2 separate regions of the Homo sapiens genome follow, and region 1 is linked to region 2. Evidence: read pairs that join two places in POLR2A ChIA-PET (ENCODE). Cell type or tissue: CD4-positive, alpha-beta T cell. All regions are shown on one strand. Links, peaks and the distances in the headings refer to the core of each region. The heading gives the core; the rest is flanking DNA. Region 1 has its middle 31 kb from the start of TSPEAR. Region 2 holds the start of KRTAP12-3 (keratin associated protein 12-3).

Region 1 (4,236 bases), core at 237-4,236, 85 kb after region 2:
TTTATTTTTGCCAAGAGCTTTCTTTTAATAAATCTCACCTTTCAACATGTCCACGTGCCTAATTTTTTCCTGGTAATGGGACAAGAACCCAGGTTTTAGCTGAGCTAAGGAGTAAAAATCCTGCATCATTTTGGTGGCCCATACAGGGACACGAGCAAAGGTGAGTAAATGCGGACCAAAACATCTTTTTCCCTTTTGTTTTTGAGCCTATTTGTCCTCAGACTTCTTCTGAAGGTAAAGGAAACAGGCCCCCACCCTTGCCACTCCCAGGGGTCAAGAATGTCGGCCTCGGTCCGACCCAGACTTTCTATGGCATTTTCCTTCATTGTTTGGGACAGATGGGCAAGCGGCAACTCCCCGCCCGCCTGGCCTCCCCTCCCAGCTGGGGCTGGGGTGCATAGCTCAAAGGCTGCATGTGGCAGGCTGGCCAGCATTCCCCACCATATGTCCATGGTGTCTCCTCATTCCATGACTGAGGAGTCCAGCTCCATTCAAGCCCTAGGGAAGAAACAGCAGTAAGTTTCTCTCCCTGTTGGAGGAAACTATTTGTATAAGAATAAGAGGTTCTTTCCCAAGGCATCTTTCCAACCCTGCACTTTAAGCTTTTTTTCTTTTCTCCACCAGGTCAGGAGTTAACTTTTAAGTGAGAGGGTTTTTTTCCCCCTTTTAGAAAGCACTTTAGTAGGCCAGAACCCTAGCTATCACTGTTTTTCTCTGTAAAGTTTTAATTATGAAAAAGGATTTGTAGGCCAGCTGCAGTGGCTCACATCTGTAATCCCTGCACTTTGGGAGGTCGAGGTGGGTGGATCACCTAAGGTCAGGAGTTCAAGACCAGCCTGGCCAACATGATGAAATCCTGTCTCTACTAAAAATACAAAAAATTAGCTGGGCATGGTGGTGCGCACCTGTAATCCCAGCTACTCAGGAGGCTGAGGTAGGAAAATCACTTGAACCCAGAAGGCAGAGGTTGCAGTGAGCTAAGATTGCGCCACTGCACTCCAGCCTGGGCAACAAGAGTAAAAAACTAGGAAGGAAGGAAGGAAGGAAGGAAGGAAGGAGGGAAGGAAGGAAGGAAGGAAGGAAGGAAGGAAGGAAGGGGGAGGGAGGGAGGGAAGGAAAGAAGGAAGGAAAGAAAGAAGGAAAGAGAGAAGAGAGAGAAAGATGAGAGAGAGGAGAGACAGAAAGAAAGGAAGGAAGGAAGGAAGGAAGGAAGGAGGAGGGAGGGAGGGAGGGAAGGAAAGAAGGAAGGAAAGAAAGAAGGAAAGAGAGAAGAGAGAGAAAGATGAGAGAGAGGAGAGACAGAAAGAAAGAAAGGAAGGAAGGAAGGAAGGAAGGAAGGAAGGAAGGAAGGAAGGAAGGAAGGAAAGATTTGTGAGTTGGTCTTAAGCTACAGCCAATCTGGTGTGCTCTGCATGTCTTTCTGTATGGTCAGTAGCAAACTTTGCTGCAGGCCTCCATCTTGTTTTATGTCCTTGGGAGCATGACCTGTAGCGACATGGCAGTGCTTTGGTTTAGCCTTCACCATTTTACAATGGCGGCCCAGGTCCAATCCTGGCTTAGGGAATGAGTTCTTTCTGGTTTGATATCTACATGACCTTTGCCATTTGTTGATTCCCTTCCCCTCCACAAACTGCCTTGGATTTTCCTTTCTCTGAACCTTCAGAAAAGTTTGAAAGCCAGAAATATTGGCCGCTTGGCATGGCTAAAGCTGGGTAATGAGATTTAAAAGGATTTTATTAAAGAGCACTCAGCTTAATTAAAAGTGGATATCCAAGTTACAGGTATATTTAAAAGGCCTTTGTTTTTCTCTTCTTGGATCTTGTTTTGCTGGAAAGAGGTTTTTTCTCAGTCAACTGAATTATTTTTCTCCATTTTGCCTTGCCACTCTTAATGCACACATGAAAGATGAGAGACCTCTGATTTCCTCATGGAGCCCCAGGAATTAGAGGCAGATGGATCCCTCTCAAAATCTGTTTTTGTCTCCCAGCTATATTTGCTTATGAGAGCCTGGAAACTGCATGTTTTCCTAGTCTTGCTCTTAAAGGGCTCCACCCAGAGGCCAACAATCCAATTATGAAAAATATTATAGCTACTGAATCTTCTTCTGCCTGTGTAGTTATATATGTGTTGTGTGTGTGATGTCTATTAAAAAAGAGCTCTAATTAATTGACTTAAGGAAGGATAAGCACTTGGATCAAATATTTTTTAAAGGTAAGATAAAAGCTGTGGTACCTTTTAGCTCACGTGACTTTAGTTTATGGCTTTTCCATAAATTGAGCATTGAAATAAAAGCCCAAAAGGGTTCTCTTAAGACACTAATCTGCTATCTAGCAAAATTTGTAAAGGGTTATAAAAAGTTTTTGCTTCTTAAAAAAATGTCTGAGTCATCATTTTGGTGAAATAAATAACTTATGGAAATCTGGAATTCTATTTCATAACATCAACTCTTTAAACTTCTAACATATTTGACAGGCTTCCCAAAATCAAATTCCTGTTTCAAAAATTGTCTTTCCTGATCCCTGGCTTTTGGATGCCACAGAGGGCCCCTGGAGCACCCAGAAGAGAGGTAAACAGGATTACCTGACACAGTTAGGTACATGGGATTACCAAAATGATCTTTAATATTCCTCAGGTTATATTTTAGGGAATAATATTAATATATGTTCCAAAGTTGTATGGGATTTCTAAAATTCTAATGTCTGAGTATATGCTATCGATCACAATTAAGGTTGTTAAGTTATTGTAAACTATGGAGATAACCAAATGTATTTGTCAGTTGTGTTTCTGACTGTAACTACCCTGGACATTTTGTTATTCATAGACAATTGTTGTCTTGTTTTGATCCTCTTCAAAGGATGGTTTATAATCAGCTACAGAACTTCACCAGGTGCTCTCAAATGCAGGTTTCTAATAATTTTGGAGATTGTGACATTAGAATAAAGGAAAAATGTACCAGACTCATGAAGAGCTGAAATGTTCACAAATAGCAAGTAAAACAAGAGTTAACTGAAAGGACTGAACTAATAGAAAACTGAAGTAATATTTTTTACTTTTGCTTGGAAAATTGCTGATCCTTTTGTTTTTAGAGTCAAGGAAACATTTTGAGCTATTTATGGCCTTTAATAACTAAGTAAGGTATACTACTGTGAACACAATTTGGAACATATTTGTCTCTCTCTCTGCCTGGCTTCTCCGGGATTTGGAAACTAGTTGTAAGTATTCTTAACTTATGACAATATAGTTGTTTGCATCAGTGCAATAAGAATCCATTTTCTTTTGCAACAAGACACAATTGGAGAAACTGGTTGTTTTACCAAGGCTTTGACTAGAAGGGTATGCTCACCTTTAAGGAGTCAAGCTCGATTTGCAGAGCCAACAAAAGACCCTTGGGAAAACTGGCCTCATAACTGGTCTACACAGTCCCCATACAGGGTTCCTAACCTGTGGTGAGTAAAGCATGTCACTTTCTAACAGGTCCAGGAACTCCATGCTATTGGGACCTCAAGAAGAGAGTTGTTTACCCAGCTTACAAGTATTTGAGGGTACAATCTCAGCTTTAGAAAGGCCTATCTGACATTCCTTGTGAAACAGAGTTCCATCAAAGCCCATGTAAATCTAAAAGGCCCACGTTAAAATAATTATGCTTGCTGCTCTTTATGCAAATAATCAGGCCAAGTATAAGACTAAAGTCTGTTTTGCAAACAACTCAGTCCTATCATGATTTGTTTTTAAAAATGAGGACTGGAGAGAGACATTATGTTTCAAAACTTATCATACGTTTGTCATTAAACTCTAGACTCATTCGTTGTTTTTGCGTTTTGCCTACATTTTAGACTAACCCTGCTTATTCCTGTGAACCAACCAGCCATCTCCAACTGCAGCTCAGAAGGAACAAAAGGGGATGGGTAATGTAAAAATCTGGATCCATATTTAATTCTGAGCAATGATCCTGCAAATCCTGCCAGGTGATGGGAATAAATATAGTGCCCATCACCTGGAGGTTTCCTTTTTGTGAAAGTAAGACCAAGGGAGCTAACCAAAGCCAAGCCCCATGCACCCAGACCTTAGCAAGCATAACTATATCCACCAGTTATCAGGGCATGTCACAGGACATCCTTTTCTCTCCCTTGTTGGAGGAGGACTCAATTCCGCAGCTTCACCTTACCATTCAGCCTATGATAAGGAGTCCATGCAACCTCCTCGAGACACATTTTTGTCCCAAACTCAATTTCAACC
Region 2 (4,517 bases), core at 234-4,233:
ACACCACACCTCAGAAGTGCCCACTTCCCACGAGTAGCACTAATGGCCACAGGACACCTCCTCTGCAGACGGAGCCCAGGAGGACCCATCACGGAGTCGGGCATGAGCTATTCATATCTGGTTCCTCTCCCTCGCTGTGGGTCTGATCAGTCTCACCCCTGCAGAGGCAGCTTGGGGGAAAGTGAGGAGCTGGTGTGAAATTCCAGGATGCCCCTGAACTTGGGAAGCAGCGGGCAGGAGTGTGGATGACACGCTCCTCCTCACACTCCAGCTCTGTTCTCTTGATGGATTGGCCACAGCGCTTTATTCTACGGTGGTGTCACACGGTGGGGGATGAGCCATCTCTCAGGGCAGAGCTACTCTGTCCATCCCAGGCAGCTCCCAGGGGCACCCTCTGCTCCTGTGTGGGTCCTTCTGTGCCTGCTGGTGGTGGATATGGGTGATTCCTGCCAAGAAGCCTTCAGACAAGTCAGACACCACATTAATGAAATCCCCTCCAAGGCTGAAGACCAAGTGGGGTCTCAGAGCTGTGGACAGAACTTAGAAGTCTATGGACCCAGAGCCGATCTGTGGCCATGTGGGAGTCACCTTAAGGCCTAGGGACAAGCCGGGCGAGGCCACAAGTTCACAGGCAACTCCTTTCACTGCTATAGTTCAGAATCACACTTAAAAACCAAGAGAATTGGGGCAGCCACAGTGATTGTGAGCTAGTCACCAAGTAATCCATTTTAAAAGTTGGTTGTCTTACGAGTCGATTACAGAAGAACAAGGATGCGTCTTTGATATTTATCTGCTCCTTTACCTTCCCCTGTTCCTCCTACTCCTTCCTGCAGGTCAGGGCCCACCTGGCCTCGTCCTAGTCAACCTAAAGGACATCCGTGCACGTCACCTGCAGTGCACATCTGCAGGGGAGGATTTCTCCCAGCTTTTGCTCTTCTGAACAGGTTTTTACCTCAACATGTTTTGAAGGATTTTTTTCATAGGTATAGAATTCTGGGTTGGCAAATTTTTTTTGAGCATTTTAAAGAAGTTGTTCCATTGTCTTCTGGCCTCCACTGTTTTTGCTGAGAAGTGAGGGATTTTCTCATCCTTGCAAGAACCTTATACCTTGTATGAGAAGTGTCTTTTTTTTCCACTGTCTTCAATAATTTTTTGATTTTCATTACTCTTACTATTTGATGCTTGGATATGGTTTTCTTTGTGTTGATCCTCCTAAAGGTTCTGAGATTCTTGGGTCTGTAAGTTGTTATTTTTTAAATCATATTTGGTGCCTTGGGCCATTATTTTTTTGAAACTTATTTATGGTTCAGTATCGCTCTCTTCTCTTTCCAAGGTTCAAACTACTAGTATGTTAGACAGTTCAGTACTGTCTCATATGTCTTTTCATTTTTCTAGATTCTTTCTCCTCTTCTTGAGACAAGATAATTTCTACTGGTGTGTCTTCAGGTTCACTGATTCTTTTTCCATCTGACTCCTAACCCCAAATCCCAGACCCCCCCAGCATGGGATTCTGATGCTTGGTTCTTGGGTCCTCATGATCTGACCAGTTCACCTGCACCCATGGCCCAACACCCAGAGTACAGGATTCCTGCCTCCCCTGGACATACCAGTTTCTGAAGCAGCATCCTCACTCTCTCCATGGCCACATTGTCTCCTCACAGACGCCCCCCAGACCACCCACCAGCACCCCCATTACTATCTCCTGAACCCATTTTCCCCAGCACTCAGCCCTGTATGGAATTATTTCATGCATTCATTTCTTCCTTTACTCATTTATTCATTGCCCACTGCTAGAATGCTCTTGAGGCCAAGACCTCGTTGCTGCTGGTACACAATATATATTTGTTGCATTAACAAATAACTTCTTGTATAGATTACTCTATGGCAGGGTTGGCTAACTTTCTGTAAAGGGCAGACAGCAAATATTTTAGCCTTTGCATGTTACAGTCTCTTCCATAACTATTCAGTTGTGCCACTATAGTGCAAAAGAAGCCACAGACAACACATAAACTAATGACATGCTGTGATCCAATAAGAGTTCATTTGAAAAACAGGCAGTGGGCCAAATGTGGCTCACAGACGATAGTTTGCCAACCTATGCTTTAAAGTTTTACTCTACAAAATTAAAGCTCAAAATACATTATTGCCTCAACATCTTCCTTGATAGCATGAAACAAAAGTGAAACAACGGGATTCGGTACTTTGAGTCGAGCCAGTGGTGCTATGTGCACGGTAGTAGCCTGAAAAAAATTGACAAAAAACCTGCATAACGTCAAACCAGAACATCCTGTTTACAGAAGAAACTAACCTCAAGGCCGAAGCTATTTATGGTGGAGCATGACGCGGGAAAGTACACGCGGGAAAATAAGATGTTGGGAAACACAGTGGAAACAACCACAAGGAAGACAACAGTTGTGTTTTTGTGTTACCCAGATGACAGGACCCAGGTATAAAGACCACCAGAGAAGCAGCTTCCAGACATCACCATCCTCCTCCCCAGTACCAGCCCAGCCACACGCCACCATGTGCCACACCAGCTGCTCCCCAGCCTGCCAGCCAACCTGCTGCATACACAGCCCCTGCCAGGCATCCTGCTATGTGCCCGTGAGCTGCCAGTCCTCCGTGTGCATGCCCGTGAGCTGCACGCGCATTGTGTGCGTGGCTCCCTCCTGCCAGCCCTCCGTGTGCGTGCCCGTGAGCTGCAGGCCCATCATATATGTGACTCCCTCTTGCCAATCTTCGGGGTGCTGCCAGCCCCCCTGCACCACTGCCCTCTGCAGACCCATCTCCTGCAGCACCCCTTCCTGCTGCTGACCAGCTGCTCCTGGTACACGGGGGTACACACCTGTATCCCTCCGTGAATAAGCATCTGGTGGACCCCCAGATTGCACACATAGGGCAGATGAAAAGCATGCCCAAGGAAACCTCTGAACTCTGGGGTGAGAACGTGGAAAAATGATTCAGACCTTCCATGACCCTGGGAACCCCCTCAAGGAAGTCTTGGCTGCCAGAGTCCTTCTCTCACTCCAGCAGGAAACTAAAACCCATGTGAGCCAAATAAATCGGCTGTCCCTATACACCTCGTCTCTCTCTTTTATCTTCATGTATTTCGTAAGTTCTTTCCTTGAAGGTACATACCAACTTCAATGGCAGCAGCACCTCTTCAGAGAGCCACCTTCCTGATGGCTGAGCTGAAGTGGAGGGTCCTTGGTTGGGGGAGTGGCCTGAAGGTTCTGTCCCCCGACTCCCTCCCCAAGCCTTGCACTGTGGGGTAATAAGATGTTGGGAAACACAGTGGAAACCACCATGAGGAAGACAACTCTTGCGTTTTTATGTTACCCAGATGCCTGGGACCCGGGTATAAAGACCACCAGAGAAGAAGCTTCCAGATGGAGCGTGTTGGGGGAGGGTAGAAGAAAACAATCCTCTACCCAGAAGGATGGACAAGAAATAGTCCTGGGCCCCAGATCCCATGCAATACCTCAAAGGATTACTGTGGCAAAGAGGGCAGGAAACTCTTTCAAACAACACCCACCACAAATACAGAGCAGAGTTCGTCTACCCCGGGAGGGGTAGCAGGAAGTCGAAGAAAGTCTCATTCTCCAAGTCCCACATGCAAAGGGCCTGCCTAAGACTGACACTGGACCAGGACAACAGAGAGCCCTCCTTTCTCCAGCTCCAGCCTAGCAGGCACAGCTCAATAAGCAACGTCAGCCTGCCTCTGGGGAAAGGCAGAAGTGTGTAGAGATCTCCTCTGAACGTCAGGCATGCAGGGGCGTGTGAAACTTAGGGTGGAGCAAAAGCGCTGACCTCCCCACCCCTCATCCTAAGCACAAGCACTGATGATACACCCTAAGCACAAGCACTGATACACCCTAAGCACAAGCACTGATACACCCTAAGCACAAGCACTGATACACCCTAAGCACAAGCGGTTGGTGCACTGAAGGTAACCACAGTAACAACAAAACCCAAACCACGGTCAGTGTCTGACCAGATTGACTCATCCACCTCCCCCCACACACTAATGGCCTGACAGGAAAAGAGACGCACGCATTTCCAGAAGGAACTGATGATGTCTGATATTCAATAAAAAATTATAAGATATGCAAAAAAGCAAGGAAAAACCAAGCCATTGTTGGGAGACAAAGAAATCAATAAAACTGGATTCAAAAGTGACCCAGGGGCTGGGCACAGTTCACCCCTGTAACCCCAGCACATTGGGAGGCTGAGGCTGGAGAGTCGTTTGAGCCTGGTGGTTCGAGGCTGCAGTGAGCTGAGATTGCACCACTGCACTCCAGCCTGGGTAAAAGAGCAAGACACTATCTCTAAAAACAGAAAGTAGAAAGTAAAATCACACAGGTGTTAGAGCTATCAGGTATAAACTTTACAATAACTATAATGAATAGATTAAAAGATCAAGAGTAAAGCATTAAAAACATAAATGAACAGATGGGTAATTTCAGCAGAGAAATGGAAACTATAAGAAAGGTCAAGTGGATATGGTAAAAATCAAA

What was found. ChIA-PET counts read pairs that join two places held together with the same protein. Peaks named below come from ENCODE experiments on the same cell type or tissue, not always from the same donor. Only the 100,000 strongest peaks of a DNase experiment are listed, where the experiment ranks them.
Region 1: POLR2A ChIA-PET joins it to region 2 with 8 read pairs; 6 of 35 experiments call an interaction of 5 or more read pairs at or near these places.

The regions. Positions count from the first base shown.
Region 1 is chr21:44,740,575-44,744,810 of GRCh38, forward strand. No RefSeq gene overlaps it. Among named protein-coding and RNA genes, the nearest start is that of TSPEAR, 31 kb to the left of the region's middle. In CD4-positive, alpha-beta T cell, for the core only: CTCF peaks have their summits at 2,058 (motif pointing left) and 2,263; a DNase peak (open chromatin) is centred at 2,037.
Region 2 is chr21:44,655,457-44,659,973 of GRCh38, forward strand. The region is part of intron 1 of TSPEAR (thrombospondin type laminin G domain and EAR repeats); the gene reads right to left. KRTAP12-3 (keratin associated protein 12-3) reads left to right here and starts at 2,476. Exons shown (of 1, transcript NM_198697.2): 1 at 2,476-2,885. The coding sequence starts at 2,524. The coding sequence ends at 2,814. RefSeq lists enhancers at 1-167, 168-668, 2,138-3,109. In CD4-positive, alpha-beta T cell, for the core only: no CTCF peak of the experiment used is centred there; DNase peaks (open chromatin) are centred at 2,275 and 3,575; H3K4me3 peaks cover 555 bases; H3K27ac peaks cover 2,853 bases.